2 separate regions of the Homo sapiens genome follow, and region 1 is linked to region 2. Evidence: chromatin contacts called from ENCODE Hi-C or POLR2A ChIA-PET data. All regions are on one chromosome and are shown on one strand. Each heading gives the region's core, a stretch centred on a gene start or an enhancer-like site at or near the end of the contact. The rest is flanking DNA. Distances are from core to core; before and after follow the strand shown. Region 1 overlaps FRMD4A (FERM domain containing 4A). Region 2 overlaps FRMD4A (FERM domain containing 4A).

Region 1 (3,888 bases), core at 287-2,786, 160 kb before region 2:
TGGGAGGTGCCACTAGGGGGCTGGAAGACTGAGACCCCCCTCACCCCTGGTCAACCAGAGCTCTGCTTCTAAGATATTTCTTATGTCCCCACCAAATATTTCATTTGGGAAAAGATTTCCATAATTGACAAAAAAAAAAAGTTACTGAAAATCACTGTCCTAAAGCACACCTTCTCAAGCGTCAGTTTATAATGGAATCATCTGGGGGTTTTACTAAATGCAGATGCAGTCTGCATTCCTCCAAGTTCCCGTGTAGTTGCTGAGGCTGGAGCCTATAAAGGGCATTTTGAGGTCGAGGATCTAAAGTATCCTCTCTGACGTCCATGCTCATAGGTTATTTTTCTTTTTCATCTTTGTTTCAGGTAGGTAGGTAGGTAGGTAGATAGATAGATAGACGGATGGATAGGCAGATAGATCTCTATAGAAATCTACATAGAGATCTCTCTGTTCATCCATCTATCTATCCATCCATCTGTTCAACTATAGAGACCTATCTATCTATCGATCTATCGGTATCTATCCATCGGTATCTATCCACCAATTCATCCATCCATGTACCCATCCATTCATCTATCTATGTATATATGTAGATATCTGTCTATCCATCCATCCATCCATTAATTATCTTTCCCACAGCTATTTTATGCAAACACTTAGACAAAATTAGTAGTGACTGTACAACCCACTCAAAGAGAAACAAAATCCTCCTGGTGGAGGTGATCATAAGAGAGAAAGGAAGGGACTAAACACATTGAAATGTCCCTGTCTGAAAGCATTCCTTTCTTGGGCACTGGGGATACTTAAAAATACAATCCACTCTAAAAGGATCTCTTCCTCTGTGACATCCTACCAAGGTCGAAGAGTCCACTATGAGAATTTCACATTTGCCAAATTGCGAAGTCCTACAGACCTGAGCAGTCCTGGGCCTTAAAAACTCTGTAACTCCTACATGACCAAATGGGAGTCTTTACGGTTGTGTATAATACTAAAGAAGTGTTCTGCATGGATACGAGGCATATTGTAGCCTTTAGATATGAAGTACATTATTTTCACTCCTCTGTTTTGTGTAACTATTAAATAAGTGGGCCTGAGACACTGCTTTTGCCTACTGTCTGATCAGATTTTTTTTATTTTCTAGCGTATATCAAATGTGCTTGTTTCTGTTAAATTGAGAGTCCCCTCTTTTAAAAAAGAAAAACTGAAGTGTTTATTTTTTGGCCACGATGACATTGAGTGCTCCTGGTTTGGAGTGATTTATTTTTTCTCTTCCTTTACAGCTGTGACCTAGTTAATTGTAGGTAGGAAGCAAACTCTGAAATCATTAGACCTTCTGCTTTGCTTAGAAATCTTGTTCTGTTAAATTGTACGATGTCCTCTTTAATAACAGGAAGTCAGGTCTCAGAATCAGCAACATTTGTGTTCTTTGTGCATCGAGTTAAAGAAAAGTAAGTGTGTCCCCTGCAGTTTCCTCGTGGTCGGGGAAGAGAGACGGATGAGTAAATGACCCATGGATGAGTCACTCATTTCTATAACGAGTCAAAATGCTCTGTTGGCCGCAGGTTGTAACCTCTGAATATTCTAGTCTCCCATCCAGAGACAAAGGAGGGAGTGATCAGGGTCTCAGCTTGGCTGCTTGGTTCCTGACGTTGGGCGAACTCAAGTACTGAAATATCACATCATTAAGAAATGACTTTAATGTAGAAATAAATGCATGTTACTAATATTCAGGCTTTTCAAGTCTGTAAGTGGGCCCTCATGGTGGAAGGAGACATCCTGTTACTTTAAACAAAATATTTCTTTTCACGATTTAACTTTTTCATGGGAGGGGTGGGAAAAAGTTGGGTGGAAGTTTCTTAAGAGTCGATTTTCCATTCTGCATATGGGGGAAGGATCGTTTATTAACTCCTTCCATGGGCCAGTTGCTCTGCTGGGGTTTCTATCCCACGATAGTTCAGAGGTAAAGTGGCAGATCTTTCGAAGCCATGTGAAAATATGAAGCTGTAAACATTAAGTACAGTGACGGACACAGCTTGCTTCTATTTCTCTCAATCACCCTAAGTCCAAGAACTAAGGTTGAGCTACGAGCCTAGATCTATGAGATCTGTGAGATCTGAGGGCCTAGATCTATGGCTCTCAAAGTGTAGTCACATAGCCAGAACATCAGCCTCTCCTGGTAACCTGTTTGAAATGCAAATTCCCAGGCCCTACAGACATGTTTTTCCATGCCCTGCAGGTGATTCTCATACAGGTATGAGAACCACTGACCGAAACCCTTAGGTTCCATTGTGAATTGAAGAACTCATCTGCAAGCCACCAAGACCTGGTGATCTAGGGGTCTACAGCAGTGGTTCTTCTCCTTGGCTGTACCCTAGAAACCCTGAGATGCTTCTCAAAAATAACAATACTGAGTCCCTCCCCCAGACCAATAAAATCAGAATCTCTAGGAGCGGGGTGCAGGGAAAAGCTTTTCTTTTTTTTTTTTCCTTATATTTATTTTATTTATTTATTTATTTTTATTATTATTGTTATACTTTAAGTTTTAGGGTACATGTGCACAATGTGCAGGTTAGTTACATATGTATACATGTGCCATGCTGGTGTGCTGCACCCATTAACTCGTCATTTAGCATTAGGTATATCTCCTAATGCTATCCCTCCCCCCTCCCCCCACCCCACAACAGTTCCCAGAGTGTGATGTTCCCCTTCCTGTGTCCATGTGTTCTCATTGTTCAATTCCCATCTATGAGTGAGAACATTTAGCGTTTGGTTTTTTGTCCTTGTGATAGTTTACTGAGAATGATGATTTCCAATTTCATCCATGTCCCTACAAAGGACATGAACTCATCATTTTTTATGGCTGCATAGTATTCCATGGTGTATATGTGCCACATTTTCTTAATCCAGTCTATCATTGTTGGACATTTGGGTTGGTTCCAAGTCTTTGCTATTGTGAATAGTGCCGCAATAAACATACTTTCTTAAAACTTCCCAGGGGACCCCCATGGGCAGCCAGGGCTGACACCCTGGGACCACAGGAAGGGAGGACCCAGGTGGGAGAGGGTTGCTGCCGTGGCTGTAATGTCTACGCCTGTGGAAGGGAGCCTGCAGTCATTGTGCAGAATCCAAGCAGCCCCTAGAAACTCTCAGTTCTAGACAAAAGAGATGACCAAAGCCACGGGTGGCTGCAGTGTCGGGACAGTGGGGCTGGGGAGGGGCTTCGTTTGGAGCCAGTTGGTGCTGTCCTGCCAGATTGCACCTTCTCATCCCTCCCAGCTGCAGGTGTGAAAAGCTGCCAGCCTGCTCAGTTCCTAAATCAGCATCGCCAGGGCTGGCAGACTTCTAGAGGGCGGCTGTACGCTAGTGAGCAGTGTAAACCTGCTCTAAAGCTTGTGTCAAAGGCTTAGGATGGGCCAGGGGCCCTCCTGTGCCCTAGGCTGTGGTTGTTTCTTCCCAAACCCAGGCCAACCCAGTGGGCTTATGCCCTCAGCCTGGACCTGTTCTCTGCTTTCCCGTGGAGACTGGTGCCTGCCAGGGCTGCGACATGGTTCCATGGCTGGCTTTTGCTAACCCTGCTCCCAGCTCAGGGCCCTTCTTCACATCTAAAAGGATCCTATTCTCTCTCCGGCATCCCAACCTTAGCATATGCCTGGCTTTCCAGGCTCTTAGGCCTGACCTGAACTCACACCCACTCCCTGAAGACTACCTACATTCAAGGAGATTTAAATGAGTCTAGAGCCAGAATCAGCCTGTAGCCACCAACCCCTCAAACCACCCAAGGCCAGTGGGAGGTGCTCAGCAGGCGTCCTCCATTCCAGCCTCCTTCCCTGTCCCATGGTCCTGAGTAGAGAGACCAGCTGACCTTACCACCAAGGCTCCAGGGTCCCAGTG
Region 2 (3,939 bases), core at 910-3,409:
TTTTTATATTTTTAGTAGAGACAGGGTTTCGCCATGTTGGCCAGGCTGGTTTTGTACTCCTGATCTCAGGTGATCCACCCACCTCCCCCGTGGCCTCCCAAAGTCCTGGGATTACAGGCGTGAGCCACTGCGCCTGGCCTGCTTGGTGTTTTTCAAATCAGCTTACACATTCCCAAGGAGGAGGACATGTCTCCTTCTGCACCCACTTTGGACTTAACTTTTAAGCGCCCAGACCCTGCCTCTGGGTCAGACTACCTGGCTTTGAGGCCCAGCTCCACTATGTCATAGCCGGGTGACCTTTAATATGGGAATGATCATAACAATAACATCTGCCTCATAGTGTTGTTGAGATGATTAACTGCAATTCTGTATAGATTAGTGGGCTCTTGTAAAGACTTACGAGATGCTAGGCATTGTTCTAAGGGCTTTCTCTGTTAGAAGGCTTTTGATCCTCACAACGCTCCAATGAAGCAGGTACTGATATTGTATTGACAGGTTCATTTAACCTGCCTGAAGCCACACAGTCAGTAAGGAGCTCCCAAATCTGGGCCCTTAACCACCGGGCACAGGGCAGATGCCCCATGAATGTCAGGAGTTATGTGGCCACTCTGTGAGCTCCTGAAGGTTGGTGATATGGTTTGGCTGTGTTCCCACCCAAATCTCACCTTGAATTGTAATAATTCCCATGTGTCAAGGACAGGGACAGGTGGAGATAATTGCATCCTGGGGACGGTTTCCCCCATACTGTTCTCATGGTAGTAAGTAAATCTCATGAGATCTGATGGTTTTATAAATGGGAGTTCCCCTGCACAAGCTCTCTCTTGCCTGCCACCATGTAAGACTTCTCTTGCTCTTCCACCATGATTGTGAGGCCTCCCCAGCCATATGGAACTGTGAGTCCATTAAACCTCTTTTTCTTTATAAATTACCCAGTCTCAGGTATGTCTTTATTGGCAATGTGAGAACAGTCTAATACAGTCAGGGACCATGGCTTCCTATGGCAGATCCATGGCACCCATCACCCTACCCAGCACGAGTGGGTGCTCGATAAATACTGTTCTGAATCCAGGGAGACATATGTGTGAAGGCAGACTGTACACGGAAAGGCATCAGCATTCTAATTACATCGCAAATATGCATTTCCCCACAACACAGTGATTCTTTCCAGATGCTCATTCCTAGTTGCACTCATTAGAATCAACCGATTCCCACTTTAGGAGGCTGAGGTGGGAGGATTGCTTGAGGCTAGGAGTTCAAGACCAGTCTGGGCAACATAGCAAGACCCTGTCTCTATAAAAAATTTAAAAATTAGCCGGGTGTGGTGGCATTCACCTCTAGTCCCAGCTACTTCGGAGGCTGAGGTGGGAGGATCACTCCCACCTACCCCCTGGCCTGCAGGCCTCACCCTCTAGTCCCCTAGGGGTGTGCTTGGAGATCTAGGCCATTCCCAGCTTCCTAGCAGGATCCCAAGAGTTCAAGGTTGCTGTGAGCTATAATTGTACCACTGTACTTCAGCCTGAGTGACAGAGTGAGACCCTTTCTCTAAATAAAGAAAAAGAAAAAAGAATCCACAGATTCCTCGACCCACCCAAGACCAATCAAGTCGGAATCCCGAGGGTGCCCCAGGCATCTCTGGCTTTTTAAACTGCCCCGCTGATTCTAATGTGCTCGCAAGGCTGAAATCACTAATTTAGAAGATCCAGGTGACATTTCCGCACAGACCTCCTGCTTCCTGTTCTGAAACCTCTCACTCTGGACGAAGCACGAGGGTCTGTTTGGAGGAAGGAATCCTAAGAGGGCAGTGGACAATCCTTGATGCTGGTATTGCTGTGGACACACGGGAAAGGCACTTCAATCAAGCAGCTAGAAAGGACAGCTTGGGATGCAGCTTGGAAGAGTGGCCGAGAGGGAGCAGCCGAAAGCAGGCAGGAAAAGCAGTGTCTGAGTTCACCCCCGGTGAGCTGGGCCGGCAACTCGGTTCTCTTGGTGTAATTCATTGGTTCTGCTGGTGTAATTGATCATCAGAGCCCACCTCACTCATGCACATTAGAATGGAAGTCCAGGCCAGGGTTTTCATTTTGCTTTTGTTCTGTTTGATTTTTCCCTCCACTCTGACAGAGGAAGTGAAAGTCTTGAAGATTACGTGCCAGCAGGAGATTGCTGTTGTTTGGCTAAAAAAGCCCTGAGCTCTTGGCCTGGATGAATTCTGATAGAGGCAGGAGTCCACCCAGCACTGTCTCCATTTTGGAGTAGCTCAGCCTCTCCCCCGGTGAATGCCTGGGTGTTCCCAGACAATGGCAACTGGGAGATCTCCTACCCAAAAAGGAAGCAGGATAAGGATGTAATGAGGATGTTGTTAAGAGGTTGGCATGGGGAAGGGAAATGCACAGTGGACGTGTGGAAGGAATTAACAAGCAGTAAGTAATAATTATGTGTCAAGAACTGAGTTACATGTCCCATACACCATCTTATTTAACTCCATGGTGTCCAGAAAGTTGGAGATATGATGTCCACTTTACAGAAAAGAAGCTGAAACTCTGGGAAGTGAAGCTACTGGGTCCTGATCCCACAACAGTTCAGAAAACCTTAATGCCAGTCCAAGTCTGTGACTTCAAAGCCTTCTTGTTTCCTAACAGCAATCTTAAGTTCTTATTTTATTTGTTTTAGAGACAGGACCTTGCTCTGTCACCTAGGGTAGAGTGCAGTGGTGCAATCATAGCTCACTGCAGGCCTCAAACTCCTACGCTCAAGCAATCCTCCTGCCTCAACTTCCCAAAGTGCTGAGACCTCAGGTATACACCACCATACCTGGCCAATCCTGGGATCTTCAGGCTGGGATTTGATGCCCAGGTCCCCAGATGAAGACCGGTAAAGTTGATGTCATCCAAAGAAGGTCAGAGGCATTGCGTTTGGTCTAAAACTCCACAGGGACTGTAGAAGTGAGCGTCCTGCCTCTCTGTGTGTGTGTGCCTCTTTGTCTAGCTAAGAAGTGTCAGGTCTGGAGTGATTTCTAAAAAGCAAAATTGGCCAGGCATGGTGGCTCACACCTATAATCCTAGCACTTTGGGAGGCCAAGGCAGGTGGATCACTTGAGGTCAGGAGCTCAAGACCAGCCTGGCCAACATGGCAAAACCCTGTCTCTACCAAAAATACAAAAATTAGCCAGGCCTGGTGGTGGGTGCCTGTAATCCCAGCTACTTGGGAGGCTGAGGCATGAGAATCACTTGAACCCGGGAGGCAGAGGTTGCAGTGAGCCGAGAATGTGCCATTGAACTCCTGCCTGGGTGACAGAGCGAGACTCTGTCTCTAATAATAATAAGCAAAACTTATGACACCAAGTACTCCTGTGCACACATACACACACACAGGGATGCTGCGTGACATGGAACATGAACATACATGGTCAGGCTTCCCATTTCTCTACACCTCCCGCTTTGCTTTCTCTGGTAAGTAGGGCAAGGCCTCCCATAAAGCCTTCAATGGCAATGCTGGGGTTACATTAACGTGTCGCCTTGTGCTGGTTCTGCAGGGGGCAGCACTGGTTAAAGGGAGCCACTGGAAGTGGGCTATGGATCCCACCTTCTCTGTTAAAACCATAGAACTCTGTGGCCCACAGTCAGGACAAGAACCTTGACCTCTCATCTTGGCTCAGGGCTCATTCAGAGTCTATAGTTTGGCTTTGGAGAAGCTCTGGGAGAAAGATGCATGCTTGCTGTTTTTTCACCTTCTTGTTCTAACGCTGTCGCCTTCCCAATTCCTTGACTCCTTCTGGAGTCTGTCAGAGGGGCTGGAAAAGCAGCAGCCCAGACAACAAAATCTCTTTTGTGCCTGTGACCTGGATGGTAGTGACCCTTCCTCCTGCAAATGGAGGGAAGGAGGGCCGAGGAGGGACAGCGCCCTGCCCGATGGATGCTCTGCCTGGCAGTCAGTGACACTTGT

What was found. Hi-C counts contacts between places; a loop is a spot of excess contacts on that map. ChIA-PET counts read pairs that join two places held with the same protein, here RNA polymerase II (POLR2A). Pooled maps may share reads with other maps.
Region 1: a pooled map shows a loop between it and region 2 (1.9-fold over the local background). The contact joins two enhancer-like sites. A Hi-C loop is called at or near these places in 2 of 50 pooled maps. POLR2A ChIA-PET finds 5 or more read pairs at or near these places in 2 of 52 experiments (GM12878 and WTC11).

Annotation. Positions count from the first base shown.
Region 1 is chr10:13,985,284-13,989,171 of GRCh38, reverse strand. All of the region lies in intron 2 of FRMD4A (FERM domain containing 4A), which reads left to right. Among named protein-coding and RNA genes, the nearest start is that of FRMD4A-AS2, 4.4 kb to the left of the region's middle. Within about 2 kb of position 1,536, at least 2 of the 41 ENCODE cell types and tissues checked have a DNase peak (open chromatin) inside an H3K27ac peak, as active enhancers do.
Region 2 is chr10:13,830,176-13,834,114 of GRCh38, reverse strand. All of the region lies in intron 3 of FRMD4A (FERM domain containing 4A), which reads left to right. Among named protein-coding and RNA genes, the nearest start is that of FRMD4A-AS2, 160 kb to the left of the region's middle. Within about 2 kb of position 2,159, at least 7 of the 41 ENCODE cell types and tissues checked have a DNase peak (open chromatin) inside an H3K27ac peak, as active enhancers do.